Linked DNA regions of Homo sapiens: region 1 is linked to region 2. The links are chromatin loops, found by intact Hi-C in ENCODE. Cell type or tissue: Calu3. All regions are shown on one strand. Links, peaks and the distances in the headings refer to the core of each region. The heading gives the core; the rest is flanking DNA. Region 1 holds the start of LOC107985232 (a long non-coding RNA gene). Region 2 holds the start of LOC107985454 (a long non-coding RNA gene).

Evidence for each region. Peaks named below come from ENCODE experiments on the same cell type or tissue, not always from the same donor. Only the 100,000 strongest peaks of a DNase experiment are listed, where the experiment ranks them.
Region 1: a loop joins it to region 2, with 2.2 times the contacts of the local background. A loop is called at or near these places in 10 of 110 quality-filtered maps.

Annotation. Positions count from the first base shown.
Region 1 is chr1:181,418,069-181,433,764 of GRCh38, forward strand. It overlaps LOC107985232 (a long non-coding RNA gene), which reads left to right and starts at 1,673. Exons shown (of 3, transcript XR_001738319.2): 1 at 1,673-5,367; 2 at 13,149-13,263; 3 at 13,848-14,321. It also overlaps a transcript of CACNA1E not described here. RefSeq lists enhancers at 5,676-5,725, 6,705-6,794, 12,234-12,513. In Calu3, for the core only: CTCF peaks have their summits at 5,723 (motif pointing left) and 7,018 (motif pointing left); DNase peaks (open chromatin) are centred at 5,683 and 7,023.
Region 2 is chr1:181,300,782-181,316,477 of GRCh38, forward strand. It overlaps LOC107985454 (a long non-coding RNA gene), which reads left to right and starts at 8,432. Exons shown (of 3, transcript XR_001737809.1): 1 at 8,432-8,605; 2 at 8,967-9,063; 3 at 11,475-11,547. RefSeq lists an enhancer at 7,440-7,940. In Calu3, for the core only: no CTCF peak of the experiment used is centred there; a DNase peak (open chromatin) is centred at 9,950.

The DNA.
Region 1 (15,696 bases), core at 3,093-11,092, 110 kb after region 2:
AATCCAATGGGTGTTCCTTCGTGTCCATCTTCCTTGACCTAGCAGCAACATTTGATCACTTCCTCTTTCTTGAAACTCTTTTGTCCTTATTTTTTATATTTTATGTTTTTTTAGAGACAGGATTTTGCCGTGTTGCCCAGACTGATCTCAAACTCTTGGCCTCAAGTAATCCTCCTGCCTCAGCCTCCTGAGCTAGGAGTACAGGTGAAAGTGTTTTGTCACATGGCTTTTACGATACCCACTCTTGGTTCTCCTCCTATGTTGTGGGTTGCTTCTCAATCTCTTGCTAGTTTCCACTTCCTTTTCCCAATCCTTACTAAACACTGGATGTCCCAGGGCTTGGTCCTCAGCCTGTTCTCTTCTCACCAGTGCTTACTTCCTAGTGCTCTTGCCCAGTCCCAGACCTTTGGTTAGCATCGTATACTGCTGACCTCTAAATTGGTGTCTGTACTCAGGACCTCTTCCCTGAATTTAAGATACCACCCACTTATTCACCATCTTTACTTGTACATCCATCGACATCTCAAGCTGAACATGTCTAACATCAAAATATTGATTTCTCTCCAAACCTGCTTCTCTTGTAGTTTTCTCTTTCATTAAACCTACATTTTTTCTGTTGCTGGGGCCAGAAATGTTGAAGTCATTTTGATTCTCACATTGACACTCAATTCTTGCCAATCCCCAGTGTCTCCCCCCTCAAAATGTATCAGATCACCATTCACCACCTCTGCTGCTGTCTCCCTGGTCCAAGCACCTTTTATTATTTTTATTCCACACACGTATATGATACTAGATGCCCAGCACTATTCTAGGTACTTTATAAATATTAATTAATTTATCCATGTAATAATTGATTGAAGCTGGTACCATTATTACCATTATTGTCCCCATTTTTGCACTTGGGGGATAGAGAGTTTAAGTCACTTGCCCAAGATCATAATGTCAACCACCTCTTAATGAGCCTCCCTGCCTCTGCCCCTCCCTGCTAGACTCTGTTTCCCCAACTGCAGCTAAAGATCCTTACTTTTTCTTTTTTGATTCACAAAGGATTTAGAAAGGTAGAACAAGTAGTTTCTGTCCAAGAGTCTTAAGAAATATTTCATATCAGTCCTTAGCTCAGTGCATGATTTCCATCTTCTCCCTCTTCCCCCTGCCCAGCCAGCCTCCTAAAGATGCATGAATGTCTTTGGTTTGATTTCTTCATCTTTCCCCTTAACTCATTCTGCACTGGCTACACTGGTCCCTTGTTATGCCTTGAATGTACTCAGACCTCCCACATCAGGCCTCTGCCTTTTGCTGGTCCCTTTGCCTAGAATGCTTTTCCCATTTATCAGGATGGCTCCTCTCTCATTTCATTTAGGTTTCTGCTCAGAGAGAACTTCCTGATCACCCTATTTAAATAGCATTCCCCCATTGTCACTCTCTTTCCCTCTTTATTTTGCTTTATTTTTCATCATAGCCCTTATTGTTTCCCCAACGGACACACAAACACACACACATACATACAAGCACAGATATTTTGCACTGGAGTGCAAGCTTCTTGAAAGCAGGGCCTTTGTCTTACCTTCAGGGTCCAAAACAGTGCCTAGTGTGCAGTTGACTCACAATAAGTGTTTGCTGAAAGAATGATGAAGTAAACATATTGAGGGGAATTGATATCCATTCTAATCAGCTAAGTTCCAGGGAAGGAGGCAGCTGAGTTCCCTGTGTCCACTGTGTGGTTGTACAGGTTGCTGACTGCAGAGTCCTCCAGTTGAATAGTCAGCAGTGGAAGTGGGGAGTCTGTTCTCTGCCCCACTTCAGGGCTGCCCAGGATCTGCATGCACTTTGTAGAGATGGAAATTTTTCCTCCCTTCTGTCTCCTGCCTTTCAGCTTCTCCTGACTTATGTTCTTTAGACAGGATCCCTTTGGCTCTAGGACAGGGGCAGCCTGGTCCTTTCCCAGGGCTTGGATTTACTGTAGTGGGAAATCAGGCAGGGTTCTCTGTGGGCAGCCCTGACAGCATCTTGCTCCTCCCAAGGCCCTGTCCACTGCTTATACAGGTGAAAGCCTGGGACACATACCACCAGCTTTACAAATCCTGTCTCCTAGACACTGAGTCAGGACCCTGGTGATAGTGAAACAGACTAGAAACCAACCTGGGAGGTCTCCTGCATTTTTTTTTTGTCTTTGGCTGGGTAAGCCAAATGCTGATGGGAGAAGGAGTACTTTAGGTGATTTCAGATGAAGCAGATTTTCTTGTACAGAATGTTGTTTTCCTAAGAACCTATTTAAAGGTTTCCTCAGGCCCACTTTTCAGGTGATGAGGACCTCTTGGTTAGCACCAAGTGTTTATTGTGTACTAAGTTTTATAACTTTAGCAAGTGGGCATGTCACAATGTTTTACTAATACTTTAATATAGTTCTCTCCAGCTTAAAACATTTTTCATACATATGATCTCATCTGAGCCTCACAATGACCTCATGAATTAGCTGTTATTATTTATAATTTACAGGAGAGAAAAATGAGCTCCGAAGTTAGAGGTGGTACTAGGTCAAAAACCTATGTCTTGATAATGACTGCCACCATTTATTGAGCACTGGCTATATGGTAGGTGATTTGCATGTATTATTTATTCTAATGGAAATAATAGGTACCATGATGAAGAACAGAAACATTTTGTATGGCACTATTATTGCATATGGGTCTGGAAGAAAGGAAATTATGTGTAACTTTAAAGTCTGCGTAGGTTGGTATGACTTACTCTATAAAGAGGGAGGGGGTATTTCCATAATCATAGTACTTAGCACACTACATTGTAATTGCCTGTTTACATGTCTGTGTCCCCCACTAGATTGTAAGCAGAGAAGTCTGTCTGCTCCCCATTGTGTCTCCTTTACTTAGTACTGTGTTGGGCACATAATAGGCACTCAGTAGACATTTGCAGATGAAAAACAACAACAACAACAGCAACAACATGATTTTTCATATTGGGAAACTGAGGCTTGATAAGGTTAAGTTACCTGCCCAGTATCACAGAGCCAGTGAGGATTCACTCCAGGTCCTCTAATTCCGAAGCCCATGTTTGTTCTACTGAGCCATCCTACTCACTGGTGTCCCTACAGTAACTGGCACAGCACTGGGTAAATGACGGGAACTCAGTTCATGCTTGAATTCTTGCAATGCTACTTGTAAATTGTGGGCTTGGGCACTTTGTAACCTCCGCATTTTTTGAGTAGAGGAGAGAAATAATACCTACCTTGCAAGCCTGTTGCAAAGTTTGACCACATTTATTAGATCATATAGTCTGGTGGGGGGTCCTCAAAATGTTGATGAGCACCAGGGTTATTCTGGGCCTCTTCTCTGCCTACAGCCTCCCTGGGTGACCTCACCAGGTCCACATATCTGCAGATGACTCTCAAATGTAAATTTCCAAAGAACCCTTGACTCTTGAAGCCAAATGCTTGTCTGGCATCTCTGCACTGTTGTCTATCTAATCAGCTTCTAAAACATAATGTGGCTAGAACAAAACTCCTGATCCTCTTCTGATCCTGTCTGGCCCCTCATTTTTCCTTATCTCAGTAAATGGCACCACTATTTCTCCAGTTGTCCGAGCCAAATATTCTCATTATCTTTTATTTCTCTCCATTTTTCCTCACTTCTGATCAGTGGTAAGCCCTGTCAATAACATCTCCCAAACATATCCCAAGTCCAAACACTTCTCCATCCCCACTGCTACCAATCTCTTCCAAGCCACTATCCTTTGGACCATTGCAATGGCCTGCTAACGTGTCTTTGCATCTTTGTTTCCCTAGAATAAGAGAATGTGATCTATTGACACAACAGGCAGGGACAATATGAACTCTTTTTGCTGGCTCATAAAGCCCTATCCGACCTGAGCTTTGCTTAACTCCTGGCCTCATCTACTCTCTCCCTTGTTCCCTGTGCTCCTGCCCACTCGCCTTTTATTTAGGCTATGCCTGTTTATGTCTCTACCCTGGCTCCTGCCGTTGCCTGGAATATTTCTCCAGATCTCAACAGGGTTGGTTCATTCTTGCCATTTGGACCTTAGCTCAAATGATACTTCCTCAGAGAGGCTGTCCTTCATCACACAGTCTAAAATAGACACCTGGTCACTGTGCCATATCACCTATGCAGTTGACCACCAACCCCCACAAGAATGTTGGTGCCGTGAGATCAGTGATTTGACTGCCTCGTTCACTCCATATCCCCAGTGCTGAGGGCAATGCTGACATATGGGCCCTCAGTAATTATTTGTGAATGAATATTTATGAATGTTCCGTAACAGTGGCTATGGTTATAGTTACGATCTATGTGTTCACCTGGCCTCTGATAGCCCTAGCCATACCAAACGGTCTAGTCCAGGAAGCTCAGGACACCACTGGCTCTAGGTCTAGACCAGGGTCAGCCCCTGGGGTGTGGAGATTCATGAGCTGTAAAACACAGGTTGGTTAACTTACAGGTTGTATGAGAACTGTCCTCCTTCAAGCTATTGTTTGATCACCACAGAGCCATGTCTTATTTGACTTTGGGTAAGATATCCAACCTTTGTGGGCCTCATTTTGCTCTTTTGCTAGATTGTGGATGAGTACAGCAACCTTTTTGAATTGTTATGAAGGAAAAACAGCATGTAAAGTACTTAGTCCGATGCTTGGTTGTTTTTCTCCTTGATGTCTGGTTCCTCACCTTCAGGAGCCTGTCACTTGCTATCACTTATAGTTTAACCAAAACATTAGATTGTGAATCTAACAATAGAAGCCTGCAACTTCTTGTCTACCGAGAAAGTGTACAAGAACTGCTAACTCATGCCCCCATGCCTAGCAACATGGCTTTCTCAACTTTGAAAGGATTAGAGTCATCCGTTGGTCTTAGGAACCAAAAACATTGATGCAACTCCAAATAAAAGTAGCAAACATGTATTTTTCCACTACCATAATAACCCTAATCCCCTTAATCTTACCCATCATTACTACCTTAGCCAACCCCTATAAAAAAGGTTCATATCCAAATTACGTAAAAACATCTATCGCATGTGCCTTCATCATCAGCCTCATCCCTACAACAATGTTTATATGTACAGATCAAGAAGTCATTATCTCAAACTGACAGGCATCAGAGGTTTGCCGAAGCCCAAGGTGCAGAGGTTGTAGTTAGGCTTGGGATCAGCTGTATACATCAACGGACCACAGCAGCATGTGGGAGACTACAGGAGGGAATGCACAGTGCCTGGCACAAGGTCAACAGTCAGTGCATATGAGCCATTATTATGATCATTATTATTATTCATCTGGTCTAGCTGCTTCATTTACAGGTGAGGAAGCTGGGGTCCTGAGAGCCTGGGTGACTGCTGGTGCTTTATGTGAAGGTCAGTGGACTGTGGTGAGTGACAAGGTAGGAGGAACCAGTCCTGCAAGTCCCACCCACTTCTGTCTCATGTGCCCTGCAGCTATGCTGACTTAGTAGGGGTGATCACATTCAAACAACAGTCTCACTGGCATTCACACCGCATTCAGCATCAGCAACATATTCTGTAAGGCAACACCTGTCTCAACCTTGAAGCTTTATGGGTGAATTTAAGGGCCATTGGGCCAATTTTTTTTTTTTTTTTGCTGGCCTTTTGAAAGGCGGCCAGCCTCCTGCAGATCTAGTGAGACTAAGTGGAGACCTCAGTCCACATGCTGCCACCTGCTGCCAGCATCAGACATCACTCGGGTTGTTAGAATACAGGAATCTGTGGAACCACTATTGCCAAAAGGGTGCATGGCAGAATTTGTTCTTATATATGAGTGCTTTGTTGAATTATCGGATATTTTAATTTTATTTAAATGTGTATGTTTTTAGAGGGGGCAGGAAGTCTCCAGGTCACTGTATTCCCCACCATTCCCTACTGCCTTAGGGCTATTAGAGGACTGACTTGGTCCTGAAGGCACCTGAGTTTGCAGGTCTGCAAAATCCAACCTTCTCACTCAGAGACGAGGCATTTCAGGATCCTAGGGCTGTAGTATAACAGGGTTGCAGAAACCAAAACATATGCCAGTGGAACACAGAAATCATGAGCCTTCAACACACTGGGTTATCACTAACCAACAGCAAGTTTGAAAACCACCAGCCAAGAAGAGACCGGAGCACATGCCCTGCTTTCTTGGAATTCTGAGCAGAGCAGGAAGGTGCAGAGAATCCAGAGAATTGGGCTTCCCTTAGGAACTGACACAATTTGGGTGATTTCTAGAGATTTGCTTTAAGATGATCCTTTGGGGAACTTCAGCACACACCCTTGAATTTTCCTTACCTGTCCTCCCGGGATTAGAAAAAAGAGGCTGTTTCTAGATCTGGTCTCTGGTGACTCGCCTTTCCCTTCAACCTTCCGCAGTTCTAGAAATGCTTCCCTAGAGAACTGGGTTTGAGAATAAACAAGGTGGTGCGCGAGCAGCGCGGTTTTCTGTGCTTGCAGTGGAGACCGCCTGTGACAAGGAGGGTCCTGTACTGGGAAGGAGGGGGACTGGCCCCCTGCTAAGTGCCTGGCGACTCTCATCTCTTGCAGAGAACGAATGCATAACCTCTCTGCCACTCCCTTTCTCTTTCTGAAGCCATTGGATGCCCTGAGAGAAAGCAGAGGGTTTCCATCTTTTCCAGAGCACAGTGCTGGGAGCAAGGGCTGGGGGAGATCTGTTGTCCCAGTTCTTCCCTTCTAAGGCAGGCCTTGGGGGAGGACTCTCCCCCAAGACTCTGCAGCCTGGTGCTCAAGCCGGATCGGCCCGTTCTGTGCTTCCTTTTGTGGTACCATCAGAGTCTCCTCCCTGTTTGGAGGCTCAGGTGAATCAGTCCCCTCTCTCCCACCCTGCCCTTGCGCTGGGCTGCCTCCACTCTGCTCCCATGGCCATATCTGTAGAAGGAGGCTCTTCAGTCTTCTGAACATGTCAAGATTCGGAAATTCTGCCCCCAGCCACCTTTTTGAAGAAAATGGGAAAAGCGGCGCCCTCTAGCGCCAGCTGCTCAATTTGTTTTCCCTCTTTTTCAGAAGAGATATTTTTTCTTCTTTTATGGTGCCCCCAAGTGGTTGTTTCTGTGTATTGCAGCCGCAGTCTCACTGGGATGCTTTCCGCTGTGTAGCTGGAGGGGCTGGGGCAGCCTGGTGGTCAGCACTCACATCACAAGAAAGGAAAGCGAAGCCAGGAGGAGAAGGGCCTTGGCAGGGCACGATGAGCGCCCCGAGACTCCCACCGCAGTCCAGGGCCTTCCCCCTCCCTGACCACTGGCAACCCCTTGCCATCTTTAAGGGCTTGCCTGGACCCATGGCTGCAAATGAGCCAAAGGCGTTTTCCTCTTGGATGTGAGGGGATGGGTGAAGACACGTGCAGAAAAGGAAGTGCTCATTGTGGAGGAGGTGAACATAATTGGAGGAATTCGCTTTGGCCTTTTTGGCTGAAAAAAATATTTATGAAATTGCTGTACACCCCCGCTCCCCCCCCCGACCCCAAGCAGAGTTAGACACCTATAGAATTCCAGGCACCGATGAAAAGACCTTTAAAATTAATCGCACATAACTTCTCATTGAAGGTGCAGGTGAGAAGGCTGAGGCGCAGAGAAGGAGGTGGGCGTGGGGCACCCTTCTGAGGACCCCACCTCAGCCGCTCATACCCCAGCCACACTGTCCTCCTTCTCTTCTCTTCTGCTTTTAGCTCCTTTAACCATCTTTCTCTTCCTCTTTTTCTCTCGAAGCCTGTAGCAGGGAGGGAATGAAGGCATGCAGGGTTGGCGTGTGAGTGAGGAAGAGGGCTTGTCCCCCTTTCCCCTCTGTCCCTGCCCCCGCCTCTCCTGGGGACCTCCTTGCAGACCCTCTGCAGCTGTGCTCACATCCCACTACTCAGCCTCACTGCTGTTCTAAAAAGGCAGCATTACTGCCTGCTGATCAGGTGATGAGGAACCTGCAACCCTTCCCAAATTTATAAAGAAAACAGAGGAATTCAGTAAATTCTCTTTCTGCTCTTGGAGTAGGACAGACCAGTGGTCAGTTCTGGGGACAGTGCTCCTGGTGTGGAGACAGTGTTGGCTGGACACACCCAGCTTGGGTGCACTGGGGTCAGGTGGTCAGGTCTAACTGCATCCCCCTCCTGTCACTCCATCTCAACAATTCCCCAACCCAGTCCTACCCCATCTCAACCCTTCCTCAACCCAACCTCTCTCCATCTCAAGTCCTCCCCATTTCAGCCACTATCCGTCTCAAGCCCTTCCTATGTCAACCCTTATCAATTAAACTCCTCCTCATCTGAACCCTTCCCTAACTCAACCCAGCTCATCTCAACCCCTTCCCATCTCAACCGCTTCCCATCTCAGCCACTTCACAACTCAACCCCTTCACAACTCAACCCCATTCCCATCATGGCCCCATCACAACTCAACCCCTTCCCATCTCATTCCCTTCAAAACTCAACCCCTTCCTGTCTCAACCCCTTCACAACTCAACCCCTTAACAACAGAACCCCTTCCCATCTCAACCACTTCACAACTTAACCCCTTCACAACTCAATCCCTTCCCATCTCAACCCCTTCCCAACTCAACCCCTTCCCATCTCAACCCCTTCCCATCTCTACCCCTTTACAATTCAACCCCTTCACAACTCAACCCCTTCCCATCTCAACCCCTTCCCATCTCAACCCCTTCACAACTCAGCCCCTTCCCGTCTCAACCCCTGTCAATCTCAACCCCTTCACAACTCAACCCCTTCCTATTTCAACCCCTTCCCATCTCAACTCCTTCCCATCTAAACCCCTTCACATGTCAACCCCTTCACAACTCAACCCCTTCACATCTCAACCCCTTCACAACTCAACCCCTTCCCATCTCAACCCTTCACAGCTCAACCGCTGCCCATCTCAACCCCTTCACAACTCAACCCCTTCCCATCTCAACCCTTTCCCATCTCAGCCCCTTCCCACCTCAGCTTCTTCACATCTCTACCCCTTCCCATCTCAACCCCTTCACAACTCAACCCCTTCCTTACTCAATCCCTTCCTATCTCAACCCCTTCACAACTCAACCCCTCTCCATCTCAGTGTCTCCCCAACTTGACCCTTCAACATCTCAACCACACTCATCTCAACGCCTCCCTATTTCACCCTCTCCCCATCTCAAGCCTACCTCATCTGAACTCTACCCATCTCACCACACCCATCTCAACCCTCACCCATCTCAACCTCTGCCCCATCTCAACCTCACTCATCTCAACTCCTTCCCTATCTCTACCCCTGCCCGTCCCAACCCCTCCCATCTCAATTCCACCGCCATCTCAACTCCTCCCCCATCTTAACCCCTCCTCACCTCATTCCTTCTCCATCTCAACCCCCTCCACCTCAACTTCTCCCTCATCTCAGCCTCTTCCTCATCCTAACCCCTCCCACCTCAACCCTTCCCCATCTCAAGACTTCCCCATCTCAACTGCTCTCTACCTCAACTCCTCCTCCATCTCAACCCCTCCCCAACTTCAACCCCTCCCCCACCTCAACTCCTCTCCAACTTCAACCCTTCCCCCACCTCAACTCCTCTACCATTGCAACTCCTCCCCCATCTCAACTCCTCCTCCATCTCAACCCCTCCCCCACCTCAACCTCTCCCCATCTCAACTCCTCTCTCATCTCAGCCCCTCCCCCAGCTGCCATCTGTTATGGTTGCTTCTTTCCCCTGTGTTTATACTTAAGCTGGGAAAAATTCCCCCTCCCTCCCTCCCTCCTCCCCTTCCCTCTTTCTGTGATGAACATGAAATTATATTACACATATAGGTCTTTGTTTTGCTCTTATTCTTTTAGTTTTTAAAAATTACAGGATATGGTGTGCATCTTTCTTTGGCCATTTCTGGAAAGATGTCCATAACATCTCTTTCACGCTGCAGAGTATTCCTCAGCATGACTGAACCACAGTTTATTCCAGCAACCCTATCAATGGATGTTCCCAGTTGCTTTGCAGTTACCAGCTGTGCTGTAGTAAGCCTCCCCTACATGCCTTTAGGATGTGCACTTTCATTTCTGTAGGGTCAAGTCCTAGAAGTGGGACTGTGGACAAGTCTTTCCCACGCTATGCCCTCACTCTCCGGAGGACTGGCACTTCTCTCAACACCCCTCCTCAGCATCTCAGCCTCAAATTGAAATGTGAACTTTCACAGTCTGTGTTATCTCTCTGGCCCCACTGGAGAGGCCCGATGAATTAATAATATGCCAGCAGGAAACAGAGAGATGGAGTTATTAATTGTCAGTCCATGAGCCCACCCTCTCAAGGTCCTAATTAGCATGCTGACAGCTTCGGTTTTATCCAGAGCTAGGGCAAGGCTCTGGGGACACTGTGGCTCAGCTAGGGGCATCCGGCACAGAGTGGAGAGCCCTGGTGCCTTTCTGGGTGGGGTGGAGGGGCGCTTGCAAGAGGCTTGTGAATTCAGAAGTTCCTTCAGGGATCCCTTTGTGCCTGCTGTGGGGTAGGGGAGAGAAACAGGCTGGGAGTGGGGGCAGGAATGGGAGTTTTAGTGTCCAGGTGGTGGTGATGGTTGGTGTGTGCTGCTCTTGGGCCCCAGTGGTGGGTTTGTGATTCTGGTTCTGCTGCAGGACAGTGACACTCACCAAGCTGTGTTGGGTGTAGTTGTCTCAGGGAGGTGCCTGCTTTCAAACCAAAGTTCCTTTGATGGGGAGGACTGACCCCAGGAAGACTGATTGCGTATCAATATTACTCTAACCCATGGCCCTCTTTCATAACATGCACACTCCTGGAAAGGATATCATTAAATCTGGCATTGGTGCATGGCCAGGCTCACATAGGGTTGCTCAAGAAATGTTGCTGTAAAGGAGGCCGGGTGCGGTGGCTCATGCCTGTAATCCCAGCACTTTGGGAGGTTGAAGTGGGTGGATCATTTGAGGTCAGGAGTTCAAGACCAGCCTGGCCAATATGGTGAAACCCCATCTCTACTAAAAATATAAAAATTAGCTGGGCATGGTGGCACACGCCTGTAATCCCAGCTATTTGGGAGGCTGAGGCAAGAGAATCGCTTGAACCTGGGAAGCAGAGGTTACAGTCAACCGAGATCACAACACTGCACTCCAACCTGGGCAACAGAGTGAGATTCCATCTTAAAAAAAACAAAAAAGAATTGTTTCTGTAAAGGAAACTACCTATAGGAAGCTGCGTGACCTTGGCCAGGCCTCTTCACCTCTCTGGGCCCTTTTTAATGTGGATTAGAGGTGGTCCTTATTTTGGTTTGCTCCATACTGGGCAGCCAGAACCATCTAGAACACCAGCCAGGACTTGCTCCCCAAGGGTGCTCCTCTGTTGCGGTGCCTGCCTCTCTGCCCAATCTCTCTCCACACAGTGGAGGCTCTGAGTCTTTCCTACTTTGAGCCCTCATCTCCACCAGCATCTATGCGTAGCTCTGCTGTCTCAGGCGCCTCTCAAGAAGTTTCAGGCAGCAGAGTTGGTGGAAGCTGAAAAGTCATTTGAATTAGTTTGCCTGGGTCTATTGCTCAGGAGCCTGGGCACATCTCTTAACCTTTCTGGGGCTGAGGACACCAGCATTCAGGGTTGTGTGTGAGGTGCTTAGTATGATTATTACTCATGTTTGTTATTAGGCTCTGTCCTGCTTCCCCCAGGCTGTGGCCGGGAAGACAGAACAGCCATTTACACAGTAAGCTGCCCAATGACCCTGCCTTTCCCATTCCCAGTCTGCTTTTAAAAAATATGGGTGTCTAGACCCCAACCCTCAAAGATTCAGATCAGTTCATCTTAGGTGAAGTTTTAACAGGAAGATGTATATAGATGTATATATTTTACAAGCTCTTCAGGTGATTGATTAGTTTAAGAACCATTGATTGAGACCCATGGCAACTGGGCGGGCAGGTACCTTGTGCTCATGGGGCCTGCCCAGCCAGACACAGCCTTTTTCAGGAGCAAATCCCCCTATCTCCCTTTTGGGACACAGCAGACTGTCTGAGATCATCTGATGACCTCTACATACTCTTTTCTGGGACTAAGCTGCCTTTCTGGATCAGTTAGAAGGCAACTGGAACATCTCTGAAAGGTTCTGGATCTCTGTGCACATACAGTAAGGGGACAGAGCTCATTCTGTGACAGTCTTACCAATGCACCACAATGTAGCAGTCTCTCGTTGTAAGGCATCACCCGGAGTTCTTCGTTTCATGACCAAAAAAATTAAGGAGTGTGGACAAAGGGTGAGGTTAGAACGAAAGTTTAATAAGCAAAAGAAGAAAGTCCTCTGCCACAGAGGGGACCCGAAAGAGGGTTGCCTTTTTACAGTTGAATTCAAAAGCTTTTATAAGAAACTCCCCTCATCTCTGTAGCTGTTTGTGTAATTCCCCTTATCTGTGCAGCTGCGGGCATGTCCTTAGGCAAGCACAAAGCACAGCTTCTCTTGTTCGGGTTACTGTGGTTATGTTTTGGGTAGGTCCCCCACCTCCCTGTGCAAGTTCCCATGGAGCCCACTGTGTACATGCCCGAAAAGAGGAGGAAACCTTTCTGTGGGAGCCCACTGATTACACCAAGAACAAAGGCTGCTATGTTGGGCCTTACTTGCTTGTCTGTGCAGCTGCAGCCTGAGTTTTCCCCAGGCTGCTCTATTTGTGCCTGTAGCTTGATTTTTCAGGCTGTCTTTCATTTTGAAAGAATTTTACCAAAGACAAGCTTTAGCTGTCTGCCCAACTAGTTTTTCCTTTTCTCCTCCCTCAACTGGATCATAACTTATGACTCTGAGGCTGAGTCCTGGGATAGTTGGATGTAGAGGGGGCATTATCTGGATTTGAACCCAGTAATTCTTAGCTGTCTGATATTACATAAGTTACTTAGCCTTCCTGAACCTCACTTTCACCATCTATAGGACAATATGTGCTTTGCAATAATAACATTAGATTTCTAGAAACACACACACATGCATAACACCAGGAACAAATTTTCCTATAACTTATTTTATTGATTTCTTTTACATATATGAAATAGAAAAATGATATTCCAAAGAATTATACCTCTCAATTTTTTTTAGGAAAAATGTTTAAAAAATAAAAAAAAAAGAATTCAAATTGTGCAAGTAAAACAAAAGGTAAATTGGAGCTCTGCTTTAAAGTAAATTTCAATAGAAGATTGTTGTTGTTTTCTTTAAGTAAGAAGCTGAAATTGCGGAGTGAGTTTTGATGTGGCAGTGTGTATGCTGTCTTGGTTATCCAGCTGTTTTGACTCGGTTTTGATGGCAACATATACTGACCATGAAACTCAGAGGTAAGTAATTTCACCATTTTGAAGACACCCACAGCTCTTGACATTTTCAAAGGGTGGTTCCCAAAATAGGAGTTCTTTTGAGATGGCATTGGTATATTCCAGGGTGATGGATGCCAGAGATTGGCTGGGTGGCTTGATCTGGGTTGCAGACAGTTAAAAGTTAAAGAAAAGTAGGGTAGCTTCTACTTCCTTCATGACCTGGTCCAGGATATTAACAGACATGCCAGTGGACCTGGGTGCTTGATGTTACTTAACACAGGTATCATTTCCACTTTTTCCCTCTGCTCCAAGCCACAGGGAAACTCAGCCATTTCCAGGGCCCTTGGTTTCAGGAAGGTCTCTGCAGTTGCATGGAGCCTGCTTTGCCTGGCATTCTGCAGGATTCTTTAGTACAAGGATTTTGACTGGGTCAAATCAGAGATTTGGGCAAATTCCTGCATTTTAAAATAGTCTTCTCCTAAAACCCTTTCATTCTATGTGATGGACAGATAAGAGATACAGGGCTCCTGTATCAGAAATTTTATTTGACTTTTGGAGTAGAGTGACCTGAAGAACAAATTGCAGTTTTATTTTTCTCATTACAGCAAGTCAGGAGGAGGCAGCCTGGGCCTGGTGGGGCACTTCTCTGATGTCAACAGGGTCTGCCCACCCTGCCATCTTTAGTGTGGCTTCCTGCATCGCCGATCGACCAAGTGGCAGACCTGAGGGCAAAAGGAAGCCTGATATTGGAGTCAGCCCCCTTTGGAAGAACTTTCCCTACAGCCCACCTAGTAACTTCTGATGATACCTCCTTGGCCTGATTTAATTCAGTGCACCAAAAATATTATCATTTCAACACAAAACCAATGCAAACAAAGAATATGCCCCTAAATGAAATGGTGGGATCTAGTTTAATTTTTATCAAGAGACCTTCCTGAAGCCAAGGGCCCTGGAAATGGCTGAGTTTCCCTGTGGCTTGGAGCAGAGGGAAAAAGTGGAAATGATACCTGTGTTAAGTAACATCAAGCACCCAGGTCCACTGGCATGTCTGTTAATAAAAAAATTTTTTAATGTTTTCATTCATGTATCGTTTCAACTGAATCACATGTACCCTAAAACTTAAAGTATAATAAAAATAAATAAATAAAATAAAATAACAAAAAAATGTTTTCACAAAGACAGTTTTCAAAGTAACAAAGGACATTGAGAAAAAAAATCCTTTGGTTGTTCCAAGTGTACAGAACATCAGATAAAAATAACATCAATTTTCCACAGAGAAACCAAATATGTCATTTAAATGCTTCCAGAATTAAACATTTGATGTGTATGTTGGGTGAGGAGGCAACAGGATTGGATAGGGTGGTGGGAAGTCTGAGTTTTGGTCTCCCCTCTCTCACTAACTAGCTGTGTGGCTTTCACTAAACAACTCCAGCCCCTTAACCTCACTAGCTCAGTTTTATCATCTGTAAAATGAAAGGATTGGTCTCGATCAGTGCTGTCCAATAAAAATAATATTTGAGCCACCTGTATAATTTTAAGATTTTTAGTAGCCATGTTAAAAAAGCAAAAGGAAACAAGTAAAATCAATATATTTTATTTAATCCAATGCACCAAAAATATTATCATTTCAACACAAAACAAAATTATTGAGAAAGTATTTTACATTTTTTTGCACTAAGTCTTTGAATGCTGTGTATAATTTACCCTTCCAGCACATCTCAGTTTGGACTGGCACAGTGTCAGGCGCTCAGCAGCTGCACACCTCTCCTGGCTACTGTTTTGAATGGTGCTGCCCTCCAGAGCTCCAAGGTTTCTTTCAGTCCTGACCCTTGAGGATTGTCACCTTTTTTTCTTGACTCAGCTTTGAGTGTCTTGGCCTCTCTTTCCATCCCCCAACCTGGGGCTTCTCTTCAGGCATGGGGTGAAGGGATCAAAACCCTGAGGGCCACCCCCACTCCATGATTTCTTTCTGCACTGTCTGCTCTCTGTCCTGTGCTTTCCTGATTTGGAATCACTTCCCTCGCTTTTTCTCAGGCTGAGATCCCTCCCAGCTTGCCTTATCTCTGCCTGGTCCCTGAGGTAACCCATTTGCAGCCTCCCATTCCTGCTCTGTCTAGGCCATTTCATGTTCTCTTAATTTTGCATTCCATTGCCTTTAAAATCTTCAACCACTTAAAAATGTAACAATATACATTTTTTTCTTTCATTACAAAAGACGTGCTCATTGTGAAACAATTGGGAAATATAGGAGCTTATAAAGAATAATATAAAAATCACTCATAATCCACTCACTCCAACCCAACCACTGCTAATGTTTTGATGTGCTTATCTTTGGTCTTTTTCTAAGCATTACGTATACATGTAAATGTGTTTTAAATTTCTTTTTCTGGAGATTTTACAGAATATATAGTTTTCTATTCTATTTCTTTCACTTTTCATTATACTGTGAGCGTT
Region 2 (15,696 bases), core at 6,654-14,653:
TATCACTCAGTTGCAACAATTATCAACTCATGGCTAATTTCTTTTTCCTGTATATTGTTTTCCTACTCTTCTCCAGATTTTTAAAGCAAATCCCAGATATAATATAGTTTAATCTATAAATATTTCAGTATGTATTTCTAAAAGATAAAAACTCTTCCTTTTGAAAACTTTGCATCAGGAACCAAAGGAGGCCCAATACATTACAACTGGTTAACATATTTCTTAAATCTCTTTTAGCCTATAGGTTCCCATTCTATTCCTTTTTGTCTTTGGCGGTTTTTTATTCTTAAAGAAACTCAGTCATTTGTCTATTTATTTCTAACAACTGTTTTGTTGATTGCATCCTTGTGATAGTGCCTGACATGTTCCTCTGTCTCCTCTGTAAATTAGAAGTTAGATCTGGAGGTTTGACCAGATTTAGGTTCAATGTAGGGGAGGCCAGACTACATTATAGGTAGAACCATGTCCTTCCATCAGAGGGGATGTGACGTCTAGTTGTCTTGTGATGTGAGTAGCCCTTAATGGTCATTCTTTATATTTAATTCCTTAGAAAATGCAAAATGAGCATAACCTAGTTTTCTCATGTCTGTTTTTGTTTGTTAGCTGAAATACTACTGAAAGGGAAACTTTTGTTCATCAACTTTCCCTCATCAGTTTGTGTAGGAAAAGTAGAATAAATGCTTGACTCTTTCTTTTTATTAACAGTTTTTAAAAGAATGAGTTGATTTCCCAGGGTAATCAATGAAATTTTTTTAAAACAAATATTGTAGTGAATTCATAGATTTAAACTAATTTAATGTGTTTCAATCAACTGTAGTTACTTTCCTTAATGGTTCTCAAATTGCCCCTTCCTTGGCTAGCAGGAAACTATTCAAGTTGGCTCCTGAGTTCCTTTGACGTGAATATAGAAGTCTTACTTTCTGAGAAGTTTGCTAGATATTGTTAAATTCTTATCCCCAGGAGGTTATATCATTTTGCCTTCCCACAAGATTTGCCAGCAGAATGTGATTTTGAAATTAGGTTTTTACTAATTTAATTGGTGAGAGATGATATCTCAGTGTAGTTTTAACTTGCTTTTCTCTTATTATGACTGAGGATGAACATCTTTTCATATTAGGAGCTATTTGCATTTTTTCCTATGAACTATCAGTTCATATCTTTATTATACATTACATTTTATTATATATTGTATATTAAATTAAAAATGTTTTGGCCTCTTTATTTTTAGAAGGTCTTCATATATTAAGAACAGTAACCTTTTGTTTATGAATAAATTGTGAACAGTTTTTCCTATTTTGCCATTTGTCTTTTTTCTTTTTTTTTGCCATGCAAAAGTTAAAAAAATGTATGTAATAAAATTTATCAATTTTTAAAATTGCTTCTGGGTTTGAGTCATAGGAAGGTTTTTCCTACTGCAAGATTATAGAGGAACTCACCCATGTTTTCTCCAAATATTTGTTGGTTTCATTTTTTAATATTTAAATCTCAGATCTGTTTGGAATTCATTCTGGAATACAGGTTAACCCATTTACGCCTAGTGTTCCATTACTGGAACGCTAAGCATGGGGGAGTTATTTATATCCTACTGCTCAAGGTCATTGCCAAGGTCTGCTTTTTCACTCATGCAAAAATTCAAAAAATTGCAACCTCTGGCATAGTAATGGATCCGATCTTATCTTTTTCCATGTGGTTATACAGTTATACGACTTAGTAGAAAGTCTACATTTCCTCTGGTACTTTGAGATGCTGTCTTTAGCATATATTAAATGTTCATACACAGTGGGGTCATTTTCCAGATTTTATTTTCTGTTCATGTGACAATACCAGTGAATTTTAATTATGGAGACTTATGGTAGGGTTGAATTCTAACAGGACTACTCTTCCCCTCTCACTCACCTCAAACCATTGTTCTTAATTTTTAGATTTTTCCTGGTGATTCTTGCTTGTTCTTACATTTTTTTTTTTTTGAGAGTTTTGCTCATGTTGCCCAGGCTGGTGTGCAATGGTGCGATCTCAGCTTACTGCAACCTCCGCCTCCTGGGTTCAAGCAATTCTCTTGCCTCAGCCTCCTGAATAGCTGGGATTACAGGCGCCTGCCACCATGCCAGGACAATTTTTTTTTTTTTTATTTTTAATAGAGACGGGGTTTCTTCATGTTGCCCAGGCTGATCTCAAACTCCTGAGCTCAAGTGATCCACCCACCTCAGCCTTCCAAAGTTCTGGGATTACAGGTGTGAGCCACAGCTCCCGGCCACAAATGAACTTTATATTATACTTGTCTAACTCAAGATAAAAAATTATTTGATGATATTTGTTATTGAGATTGCATTACACTTAGAAGACATAAAAAATGGAATTTTTAGGATGGTAAGTCTTCCGATTGAAAAACATGATATCTCATTTCATTTATTCAAGTCTACTTTTGTTTCTTCCAGGTTGTTTTGTAGTTTTCCTCATATAAGTTTTGGCCTAGGTATTTTATTTTTGCTATAGTAAAATGAGGTTTTCTCTTTCATTAGACTTTGAATTGGGTTTCTTTGCATATAATAATTTTAATTCTTGCTACCTTACTAAGTTTTCTTATAATTTTGGTAGTTTTTCTATTGATTCTTTGCAATTTTTGAGATTATATTATATGTAAATAGACTTTACCTCTGTCATTTCAATTCTTATTCCTCTAGATTCTTTCTCTTATCCAACTGGATTAATTTAAACACAATGTTAAATAGAGGAAGAGATAGTGCTTGTCTTGTCTTGTTCCCGACTTTTGTAGAAACACCTTTGGTTGTTTCCATTTGGTAAGATGCTGGATTTGGGTTTTTGTCTGTTGGTTTCTTTTGTTTGTCTATAACCCCCTCTTTTCTCTCCCTTTTCTTTCACTGAATCTATTTTGAAGTAATAGTCATTTACTCCCAATAAATTCCTATAAGGCAATCAGTGAGCTTATTTTATTCTTCACATATTCTTTCCAACATCCTTCTATTTTTTAATTGTTGTATCACATGGAAATTGTCACATAGCTTTAACACACTACTTTTCATATTCTTATGTGTTCTCCCTTGTAATAATTTAGTCAGAGTCTTACTAATAAATCCACATTTAATATTAAATAATTATTTTCTAGTTGTTTGCTACTAAGTATAAAAGTGGAATTACTTTTTGTATATAGACCTTGTATCTTACAACCTTGCTAAATTTGTTAATAAGTTCTAACAACTGTTTTATAGTTTCCTATAAAACTTTCTACGTAAACAATCATGTCTATTTCATTGCAGATATTCCCTACCTCTTAATTCATTACAAGCATATGTTCCTTTACCTCACTGAGCATAGTTATACTGTATAAAATTGCTTTAAATTCCTCACCTGAGAATCCTAACATCTGGGTCATCTCAGGGTTGGCATCATGTTGATTATTTTTTTCCCTTGAGAATGGCTCACATCTTCCTGAGTCTTATTTGTTGAATAATTTTGGATCGTAGCCTGGACACTGTGAATATTATGTTGTAAAGACTCTGCATTCTGTTATATTTCTCCAAGGAGTGTTGACATTTTGTTTTAGCAGACAATTAACTTGATTTAGACTCAGAATGCCAACTCTTGTGCCTGTGTTAGGTAGTGGCTCAGATCTCTGGTCAGTTCTTGAAGTCACAGCAGTCAGTCAGCTGCTTTCAGTTTGTTCCATGTATGTGTGATTCAGAAGTCAGTCAGAGACTTGGGCTAGGTCTATACATACAATTTGAGATTCTCTTGTTCTTGTTCTCTTCTTTCTGGGGTTTACTCTTATTTTCCAGAAGCTTTGGTTGTCCTGGTTCCTCTGGTTAGAAAGATGATGGACTTTTTACCAGAATTTAAGCCGTTCCGCACCAGTGTTGCTGCAAATGTGGTCTCCCTCAGGGTAAAGCCACAATAAGCAAGGAACTCACTCCAGCCTGGCCACTTGCTTCGAATTTCACTCACCTCCAAAATATGCCTGCCTTTGTTTCAGTCCTTAGAGTTCTCAGGTAACTTTTTGTTGTATTTATTTTCTAAGAGTTTATAGATGCTGTTTGACTTGGCAAGAGTTCACTCTTTTATACCAGAAGCGGAACTTCTCTTAGTACAGGTTGAGTATCCCTTATCTGAAATCCACGGGACCAGAAGTGTTTCGGATTTTGGATATTTTCAGATTTTGGAATATTTGCATATACATAATGAGATATCTTGGGGATGGGACCTAAGTCTAAATATGAAATTTATTTATGTTTCATATACACCTAGCCTGAAGGTAATTCTATACAATATACTTTAATAATTTTGTCCATGAAACAAAATTCCTGTACGTTGAACTGCTGGAAAGCAAAGGTGTCAGGTGTGGAATTTTCCACTTGTGGTGTCATGTCAGTGTTCAGAAAGTTTCAGATTTTGGAGTATTTTAGATTTTGCATTTTTGCATTAAGGATCCTCAACCTGTACTTTAAAAAATGTTGAAAGTGTCAAGTTCAGGAGGAAGTCCAGTCTCTGGAGCAGGCCCAGATGGGATTAGTTTTGATCCTAATAATCCTTCAACAGTGATTTCTCTACTCCCCTATAGCAAAGCCTGCCTTTTCTGGGTTGAGGCTGATGGTGAAGCTCACGTTTTAATGATGAGTACTTCTCCATAGGAGAATTTTCTGCCTCTTAGGTTCTGAGCCTCACTATGGCCACTGCTAGCCACTTGGAGCTAGATGGAATCAGGGCAGTGTCAGGTGTCACATCTCCCATCTATGAGCCCACAGGACTGTGCTCAGCAAGCATCCCAGTCTGCAGAGCAGGTGTAGAGTTGAGATGGCAACATCTTCTTAAATCTCCCATATATGAGATTGCCCTTCAGTCTGACAGCAAGAGGACCACCTTACCTCCAGCGGGGGAATATTGTGTCTACAAAAGCACAGGGAAAAGGGATCAAAAATGGAGGTCTGTTCCCTGAATCCTGGGAAATGCAATCACTGGATCCTGCCATATTTTCTGCCTCTCGTGTAACTTTCACACTAAGTTGTAGTCTCTTTCAAATATACCATTTCTTTCATAAAGCCTTTTGAGATTGTCAATAATCTCACTTAAAAAATCTCTCCAAGAACTGAGTATTTGTGGACTATGTTATCCCCTGTTTTGTCCTCTAATAATTTCATATGTACATGTCCTGTCTTCTCTATCAGTCTGTAATAATTTTCAGGGCTGGATCCCATTTCTTGAACAATTTATCTACCTATCAGTGCCTAACATAGGACATGTTATTAGAGTAAAATTGGTTTGAACTTGAAACCAGGAACACATTTTGACAGCTCAGAGCTCTGGGTTTGCAGTAGAAAATAATGTCTGTGAATTTATGTCTGTAAATTTCACTGTAGGTGGTCACAGAGCAATTTTAAGAGTCGAGGGCTCCAAGTTTGCAGTGCAGAATATTAGGAGTAAATCTTTAAAAGAAACAAGTAAATGATGGACCTGTGTGTCTGAAGATTTCAATTTAAGTAGAGGGGCTTAAAGCCAAGATGAGGATTATCAAGAAAGCAAATATGGCTATTTCAACAGGATTTAACCAAGTTAAATCCTGGGGCATGATCCTGGCATTTTAATTGAAATTAAAATTTAACATCAATGAAGTAAGAACACAGCACTGAATAAGAGTGGCACTTTAGTCTCATCCTGTACACAAAATGTCAGCCTGACTTTTTCTCCCGGAAGGTTCTGTGAGACCAAGGAATTTTCTAAGCAGGGTGTCTCTAGATCAGCAACGAGTGTTACATTATTGTTATTCTAGTCACAGATGGTTTTTAGACATTCTGTGTCCATCAGTTTGTTTCCTGACCTAACAGGATATACTATTTACATTGTCTTGCTGGGAGTGCTATCAGCCTTGTTATGTTCCATAGGCCTTTTCTCCTGATCCATCTTGTGAATAGTCCTCACTGATTTCTCCCTCCACTGAAGTCCTAGCACTTATCGTCCATGCTGCCCACGGACTCATCAAGTCATAATGTCTTGTCTTTGATGCCCACCTGGTTCAACTCACTCACCTTACACATGAGAAAACCAAGGCCCAGAGTGCCGTAGTCAGTTTCCTAAGGTCATGCAGTAATTTGATAGCAAAATTGTGATTAGAATCTGAGTCTTCACAGTTTGGTATGCTTCCACCTCCATGGCACTGCTCACATTTACTATTATAAACATATAATAATAGAAATAATAATAAAATGATAATGTGGTATGTTTGTATAATGCTTTGTGCCTCATTTATTATATTATTATTATTTTTTACTTCTATCAAGACAGTACTGATTTGGTTAGAGGGCCAGTTCTTACAATATTTGGTCCCTAGAATTGAGCTCTATTTACAAAAAAGTCTTTTTAAAAAAACTAACAAATTGTATTTGTGATGCACAACATGATGTTTTGAAATATGTCTACATTATGGAAAGGTTCAATTGTAAGCTCTGTTTTTGGGTGGGAGCACTTATTAGGATTTTCCATGGCCCAGAGAGACTGTACCGACTCTGTCCTCCTTCCCTGGTTATGCCTCTGTGCTTACCAAGCAGCCTTCCGAGGACTCATGTGGTCTTGCAGATACACTGATAGGAAGGAGGTAAGCTGGCTGGAGAATTTGAGTACATTACTTCAGGCCTCGGAAAGAATAACTCCCTGAGTAAATTAATAAACCGGCATTCTAGTTTCTCAGTCTCTGGAAACTTTGGCTTATGTGAACTATCCCCTGAGACTGGTTAATTTGGAGGGGACAGACAGAACTGTGTTTTAGAAGCTGCTCAGCCGAGATCAGATCTTCGCTGATGATGGCTCTGCCGGGCCATGACTGTGTTGTAGGGCTTGTCTTAGGAACTGCAAGTGGGCCAGCTAATCACAGTTTTATGATGAGCTACTTGATTTCTGGTTCCGTTTGGTACGCCCCATTTTATGCAGAGCTAAGGCACTTTCACAGGCTGGGTTTCGTACTCACAAAGCTTGATTACAACGTCAGCCCAAAAACAGCCCAAGAGGACCGCCGAGGCAATCCTAGACAGCTGTGAGACAAAGGGGATGCCCGGCTTTTAATTCAGGTGAGGGCAGATTCCAGTTAGAAAAAAATCCTGAAGCCAACGAGAATTTGCTACCATTTATCAAACAATCTCATTCTCCAGAAATCTCATTCTCACCTATATTTAGGACAAACAGTAAGTGGGCCTGTTACTGTGCCATCAGCTCAAACCACCCCAAAACTCAGAGGCTTAAAACAACGATCATTTATTCTCAGGGACCAGCAGGTGAGCTGGGGCAGCTTTCCTTCAGGCTACAGTGGTGGCATAGCTCTTCTTCATGCATCCCTCCTGCTCCTCCTGGGACTGGTGGGCCAAGCTGGGCATGTTCCTTCCATGGTGGAGTCACAGGGGCAGGTGAGACAGCCCTAATGTGCAAGCACACCTCAAGCCCCTGCTTTCTCGTGTCTGCTGCATCCCTTGGGCCAAAGCAAGTTACATGGCTGAGCCCAGCTTCAAAGGCCAGGGACGGTTCCCTGCCTTCTTGTGGGAGGAGCTGCCAGTTTTACACAGCAAAGAGTGTGGACACAGGGAGGGCTGGAGGACTGAAGACATTAAGACAAGCAATCCCCAGGGCCAGCTGCTATTTGGAATTCTTGGTGACAGGTTTTTGTTATTCATCGTCCCTGGGAAAGGTTTATCTACATGATGAGGTCCTTTTAAAAGAGAATGTGGTAACAGTTTGGCAGTTCCTCAAAAAGTTAAATGTGGAATTACCATATGACCCAGCAATTCCACTTCTGGGTATATCCCCAAAAGAATGGAAAGCAGGGACTTATATAGACACTAGGACCTCAATGTTCACTACAGCATTATTCACAATGGCCAAAAGGTGGAAACAATCCAAATGTTCATTGAAAGATGATTGGATGAGCAAAATGTGGTATGTACATCCAATGGATTAGTATTCAGTCTTAAAAAGGAGGGAAATTCTTACACATGCTACAACATGAATGAACCTTGAAAACATTATGGTGAGTGAAATAAATCAGACACAAGGGATATGTGTGGGATGAAAAATACTGTATGAATCCACTTAACATGAGGTACGTAGAGTAGTCAAATCCATAGAGACAGAAAGTGGAATTGTGGTTGCCAGGGGCTGGGGACAGGGGGAATGGAGTAATGGTTTAATAGGTACAGAGTTTCTGTTGGGGAAGATGGAAGTTCTGTAGGTGGAGGGTGGTGATGGTTGAACGATGTGAATGTACTTAATGCCACGAATTGTATACTTTAAAATGATTAAAAGGGTGAGTTTTATGTTATATATATTTTATGTTGGCTTGGTCATCAGATCTTCAGAGAGACCTGGGGCATCAGATATGCAGAGAGGGTGTGAAGATCCTGCCATCCATTCTAGTATGAAGGCCTGTGTGTCTCAAAGATGAGGAGAGAAGGAAGCTCAGGTCTGAAATATTTGGATTAAATATGCTTATGAAATTTTTATTTGCAGAATTAAATCCATTTGGCCAGGCTAGAAGTTTGCTCACTTTGTAGAAACTGACTCAAGCTTGTATACGAAAAGTCCTGGGAAATGGTAGGATTCAGCACCTGAGGAGGTAAAATGAGGGCAATCTGGGGGCTAATAAGACTGTGGTTTCTTTTCTCACCTTTTGTTAAATGGGTAACATAACAGATGCATGGGGAAGGATGGTGGACCCAATAAAGCCAGCAAAGTAACAATGAAGCCAATATGAGTGCTTAATGACACCTGCAGAGCTTGTCAGGGACTACGCAAGGTTTTGATGGGAGAGATGCCCAAACCTTCCTCTTATGATGGTTGGACTATTAGTATGTTTTCTGAGAAGAGAAAGCTAATGGGTGCCTCAAAACCTACCAGCTTCTGGTGTAGAAGGAGGTAGGTTCACCTGTCTAAATATATGTGCTTTTCCTTTTTTCCTTCCCAAATATGCTCTTCAGAAATATGCCAATGACATTGATATCTCAGTGTGGTGAAGGAGGAAGGAGGCACTTGTCTTTAACCTTGACAACTGAAGAGGACTTCCTTTGTGCAAAGGTTCTGTGCCTTTATTGTTTTCTGTTTTCTCCCTGTCTCTTCTGTCCCTTATCTCCCTGGACTTGGAAAGAGAGAGATTCTAAATGGCCACCTTTCTATGTGTGACAACATTTTTAGGGTATCCACCTGGGAGGACAGGGTTGGCACATGCTGAGGAAGCAGTACATTGTCTAATCAGTTGTACCTGCTGTTAGACCTGCCTCTAGGATACAGCATGGGCTTGGGATGAGAATATCTTTTCTTTCCTTTTTTTTTTTTTTTTTTAAGATGGTGTGTCACTCTGTTGCCTGGGCTGGAGTGCAGTGGTGCGATCTTGGCTCACTGCGATATCTGCCTCCCGGATTCAAGTGATTTTCCTGCCTCAGCCTTCTGAGTAGCTGGGATTACAGGTGCCCACCACTACGCCCAGCTAATTTTTTGTATTTTTAGTAGAGAAGGGGTGTCACCATGTTGGCCAGGCTGGTCTTGAACTCCTGACTTTGTGATTCGCCTTCCTTGGCCTCCCAAAGTACTGGGATTACAGGCATGAGCCACTTTCTTTCTCTGATGACTCATGTGGTCTTTGCTTGAGAATTCTGGGCCTTGGCAAGTTGTGTACCATTAGGCTCTCTGAATAGACAGACCACCATTGTCTGCGTTCCCTGGAGATGTGGAACTAAATGTTATTTCCTTGGTCTTGGCCTTTCCCTCAAGCAAATACAGCCTCATGAAATTCTGGGTATGACCAGAGTCCCAAGAACCATAGGCCTGGGTGTCCAGCCATGGTTCCTGAGGGCAGAACAATAGAAATATTGCAGAACAGACCCAGCAGCAACCAGATCAAAGGCCCAAGGAGGGCAACCGACAAGGCTGCCTGTGGTCCTAGGTAATGGAAAGTGAAGGGACATTTGGTGAGTCATCACCAGAGCATCCATGGGGCTCGGGCAGAGGCTGCTGGGAGCACTGCCTGCTGTAGTCCAGGACCATCCCTTCCTGATCAATGGAAATGCATTCCTGCTTGTTCTAGTCTGGTGCCAAAGATGAACTCTCCCACTTCCCCCTCCTTTTACTCTAAACATCCCACAGGGACAGAATAAATAATGATTCAGATCAGTTGTCCTCAGAGTGGAGACCTGTCAGAGATCTCTCAGGAATGATGTGTAAACAGGGATGGGAAAATGAAAACTAGAAAAGCCTCAGGTGGGCTGTTAGAGAGGCATGAAGGCACCTGTGGCAAAACAGTTCACAGACTGTGATGGTTTTGGAAAACTATGGTTACTTTTTCTAAAATAGTCAATATGTGTGGATTTTCAGGATTAAAATTTGCAACCTTCCCTGAAAGGTAGGGAGGTGGTACTCAGACTTCTGTGTAATTGCAGTGTTAGGAGGGTGCATGGGAAGTTATCTTCCCTATTTCGTTGTCTTCAGGCAAGACCAACCAAGGCACCTGACTCAATTCCAGCCCATTTAAAAAAATCTCCATTTAAAAAATTGCTTGGCTTGTTTTTATTATAATGTTTATTGAATATTTTCTATGTACTATGTTCTTGACAGGCATCATCTCCTTTAATCCTTGCAATCACCCTATGAGAAAGGTATTGCTATTATCCACATTATACAGACAAGAAAACCGAGGCCTAGAAAGGTTAAATCACTTGCCCAAACCCACGTGTTGTTTGCTTAGTGGCTGCTCTGGCAGTGAGCCTGGCATCTGACTCCAGAGCCTTAGCCTGGAGCACTGCTTGGGAGCCGTTCCTCAGGGTCTCGCTTTGGTGTACCTTCTGCAGTTTTGTCTCAGGACACCATAACAAAGTGCCACAGATTGGGTGGCTTAGACAATTGAAATTTATTTTCTCACACTTCTGGAGGCTAGATGTCTGAGATCAAGGTGCTGACAAGCTTGGTTGCCTGACTTTGCTAGCATGCTGTTCTTAGACTTCCAGCCTCCATGGCTGTAAGAAATAAATTTCTGTTGTTTATAAGCCACCCAGTCCATGGTACTTTGTTATAGCAGCCTGAACTGACTAAGGCAATAACCATTTAAAGGTCCCCTGGGAAGGGACATGGAGTGGAGAGGAGATACCAGTGTTGGAGCCCTGTCCCCATTCCTGTGGGCTTATGCTGGTCTGGGCCCTTAGATTTTATTCTCTCGGAGATTCTTATGAATTAGTAAATATGGTTTTTCTTTCCCATTATAGGGTGGTTGTCTTTCTTGCATAGAGGAGAGGGGATGGGTGTATATGATCTTGGCTGCTCCTAGACCTTAATTAGCCTGAGACTTTTCCAGGGTAACCCATCTGTTGAAGTCAGAGTTTTCCATTTCAGAATTTTATCTCTTTCCAAGGTACAGCCAGAGCCCTAGGAAGGGTACGACTCTATTACAATATACTCGACTTGAAACTGTAACTAAAAATGATGGTGATGAATTGCAGACAGAGCAAGCAAGTGAGCGAGAGAGCATGCAGGAGTGAGCAAGCAGCATCTGTTGAATGGTGAACCCCAAGAGTTCAATTACCCCAGTTCTCGCTGCAGAAGGTAACCATGGAAACCTCATAATCCAAAGCATCACCAGTCTCCGAGCAAAATACACACACAACACACACACACACACACACACACACACACACACACACACACGCATGCCTCAAGAGGGCAGTATGTATGTATGCGTATGTGTGCATATGCCTATGTTTCAGTTATTGTGTATGAGGGGTGTGTTTGTGTGATACTTGACAGTTTGCGTTGTGTGTATATCACATGGAATTAGTATGGGCATTTGCTGCCATGCTTTCCGGTTCTGTTCTCAGAGGTGGTGAAAGAGTGCAGATTTGTCCCAATGTTTGGGTGCTGCACTCAAAGATGGTTAGAACGTGGGAGAGGACGTGCAACTTCGGTTTAGTGGAGGGTAATGTGGTGGCAGGGTTTGGGCATGTAGGAAGGCTTTTAACTTATTTTTTTCCCATGTCAGGTTTCTATTGCACAAAAGGGTACAGGATTGAATTTTTTACCGGCTGGGAGTTATATTCCTGTGGAATGGGGAAACTCAGTGTGGATCCATATCGAACTTCTCAAACAATCTAATGCGGATGTAAATCCAGGTTTGGGGGTATCATTTTTACAAAGCAGTGTCTTTTTTCAGGGTATGTGCTGGTCTTTTTGTATTTTTTCTCTTTTCTAGCTTCCTGCTTTAAACCTCATCCTTTTTTCTTAAGCTTGGGGCTAGCTGCGTATTGCATGAGGGATATGTGAATGTTGCACTTGGGGAGGGGGTGGTAGGGACAACTCATGAACATCTGCTAATGAAATATGTCACTCAGTATGTGCACAATATCAAGAAGACTGTGTGTCACTTGGCAGATCTTTGAGTGTAAGGCAGCTCCGTCTGGATTAAGAATTATTTGTGTGTGGGGGGGGTGGCTATATGAAGACTGGGACTTCAGATAGGCATTCCTACGTTTCTGAGTGATGAATGGGGCGGGGGGGCACACACCATGCAAAACCTGGCCCTGTGTTAGAGGTTGTCTCAACTTAATGGTAGCTCTGTGCACACAAGTATAAGGGCTTATGTGTACGTGTGTTTACCAGCTCTGTCCCTCCCGCTTTGTGTGATGTATGAATGAAAGAGAATTCATTAGGAGGCATTGGGAAGAAACCCTGTCTTTTAAATTCTTGCCTTTCATTCACATTTATAGCTGAGGGTTTTTAAAGTATAGAGGTCTTATTTGTCCATAAAAAGATGATTACCAAAAGAATATTTTATTTTCTGTTTTTAAAGCAAGCTGCTTCCTGGATGACTGAAATCCACATTGGCATCTCCCAGCAGCGGCTTGAAACACTGCCCACATGGCCCATGTGCCTCTGGTAGCACTATCCCAGCCTCCGTCTGCTCCCAGGAAGAAAGGGCCAGGCTAAAAGGCTGGGAGACATTGGATGTTAGGCAGTTGCTTGTAGCTCTGACACCATGAAAGGAATTCCTAGCACTGGATGTGTAAAGTTACCTTTTAGGTTTGCCCAAATGGCACCAGGGCAACCCCAGAGATGGGCTGAAGAGAACCACCCACTTGGCATTGATCACTTTCCCCATTCCTGCTGTTGCCCATCCTCATTTCCTTCAGGAGCTGGGTTGTCCACCCAGAATGTCTGAAAGATACCCTTGCTCTTGGCCCCCCACCTCCTCAAAACAGTCCAGGGAGGAGGAGGTCTCCTTCCCTCTCTCTGCTATAGTACGGGGGGGGGGTGCTCCTGCCCAGGCTTCCTACCCTGTGCTCCTTCCAGGGCATGTCTTGAGTGTTTAACAAGCAATGATTCAGAAACCTGTGGCTTTAGTTTATTTACATTTTCATATATCTACTTTTTAAGTTCATTCCAAATGGTAGATTCTGGAGATACGGCAATGAAGAAGGCACTCTTTTTGCCCTTAGTGAGCTCACACGCTAGTCAAAGTGCCAACAAATAAAAAGGCAGTTATAGTACTATACAGTGAGATAAGATCCAATAGGGGTTAACCCAGGACACTATGGGAGCTTCTAAGAGGGGCACTAGCCCTGTTTTGGGGAGCAGGGAGGTTTATTAGAAGAGCTGATGTCTGATCAGTAATCTAAAGGGTGAAGGGGAATTATCTGGGTAAAGGGAGGTAATGGGATGCTTTCCAGCAAGGGGGAATGAAGTATTTGTTAGAAACATAACTGCTTCACAGGTGAAACCTCATGGCAAATGGTATTCATGAGAGATAAAAACTGAGGGGTTCGGGGGGAGAGAGAGAGAGATGGAGAAGTACAGGAAGCAAACAAACACGCAGAGGGAGGGAGAGACAGAGACAGATGGGCAGAGAGGAAAAGCTGGATGGTCGGGAGATGGCGAGACAGAGAGAGGACCACAGAATCATGCATTGTTAGGGCCAGAGGGAACCAGAGCAGACATCCACAAGCCCCTCATTTTAAAGATAAGAAAATGGAGGCAAAGAAAGGCTAAATAATTTGCCAGAGTCCCAAAGGTGTTTAGTTGGAATGCTGAGTGAGGAAACTAGATCTCCAGCTTCCAGTGGGTTGCAGAAAGAGGAGACAGAGGGAGACACGTAGGGCGAGAGCAAAGTCAGAGATGGAGGGAAGAAAGCTAGGTAAAAGCACGGCTGGCTGAGATTCACTGGCGTCTCACTGTCAGGATTATGGTGTGGAGTGAAAGCAGGGAAAGTTTAGATGACAACTCAGCTGGGTTTCTTTCTTTTCCTTTCCCCTCTACCTTTTCCTCTTTCTCACTTTCTCTTTCCCTTTCCAACCACATCTTGCCTACAACTAGATGTCAGGGAACTGGTTGCCATGGCTACTAAATAGCATTCGCGCAAGCTGAATTATTAAACCAGGGTCTTTTCTTTGAAGCCCTGGTCCCAGTATGAAGTCCCGTTAGGGGGCGTCATGTGGGGCATAGGTCTGAGCCAGGGTGCTTTCTTGCAGGTCTGGCTGAAAACCGAGAGGACAGGGAGGGCATCTTGGGCACTGGGCTCTTTCCCTTGCTAGATGTATAGAGGTCTGGGGGTGGGGGGAGGTGCACCAGCGCGGGTGGAGGGATGGAGGGAGACAGGCCCTGTGTGCTGCTGAGAAGAATTCCTGCATCCCAGCCTGGTTCCCCTACCTCCTCTGTCTAGAGCAGCAGCCACAACTCATTCAAATGGGACAAGAACAAAAACCAATCTTTTTGTTATGTCTGAAAGGACACCATATCGTTCTAAGTAGTTGTTACTTGTGGCCAGGGAAGGAAGAAATAAAATGGCAGGTATGTCCGGGGGATCATACTTGGGCATCTGGCATTGAGCCCCCTGCATGGATAGGTAAAGGGAATGGGTTGTGGGATCATCTTGTTGGTGAGCATCCCATGCTCCCAATTGTGTGAATGCATTGTCAGAGATAGTCTTGTTTGTGGGTACAATTGCTGTTTGTTTTGACGGTGGAGAGGAGCGGGTATGGACACTCTGCTCTTTAGAAGATTCCAAGCCAGGAAAACCATCAGCCGTCTGGTATCCTAGCTCTTTAAACTTTTTCATTAAAAACAAAAAAAACCCACACATAGTAGAGTGAATGCTCCTGCTACGGGCTGAGGGGAGAAGGCCTGGGTGGCTGGTAACTATGCTGTGTGTGTGTGTGTGTGTGTGTGTGTGTGTGTGTGTGTGTGTATGTTGGGGTAGTGGTGGGGGCATGAAGAGTATATTTTGGGGTTCATGGAGTTATTCTCCTTCCCCCGAGCTCCAGCAGATTCTGAGGTAATTTCTTAAAGTGGGGAAAATCTCCTCCTCTCCTTCACCATGTTGTGCTTCTGACCTGGGGGTTTGAATCCTACGGCCAGGCTCTTCTCAAGGGCTCAGGAGAGGCCCCCACTGCACTCTTATGCTTGAACAGAAAAACCAACCAACCAAACAACCTTTTGATATGGGAAACCAGACCTCCAAGACTGTTCTAAAAATCTATCAGCCTCTGAAAAACTGAGGTGTAGCCCTGATTTTTTTCCTAATGCCCTGCCAGAACAGTTTTTTTTCTTTTTAATGTCAGGCTAAAGCCCAGCTTTTGAAAGTCTGATTCATTGACTCAATTCTTTTCAGGCTTGGTGAGAATTTTCAGGACTTACCTGGCCCTGGGGCCAATGTCCTGGCTCCTCACAGCATGA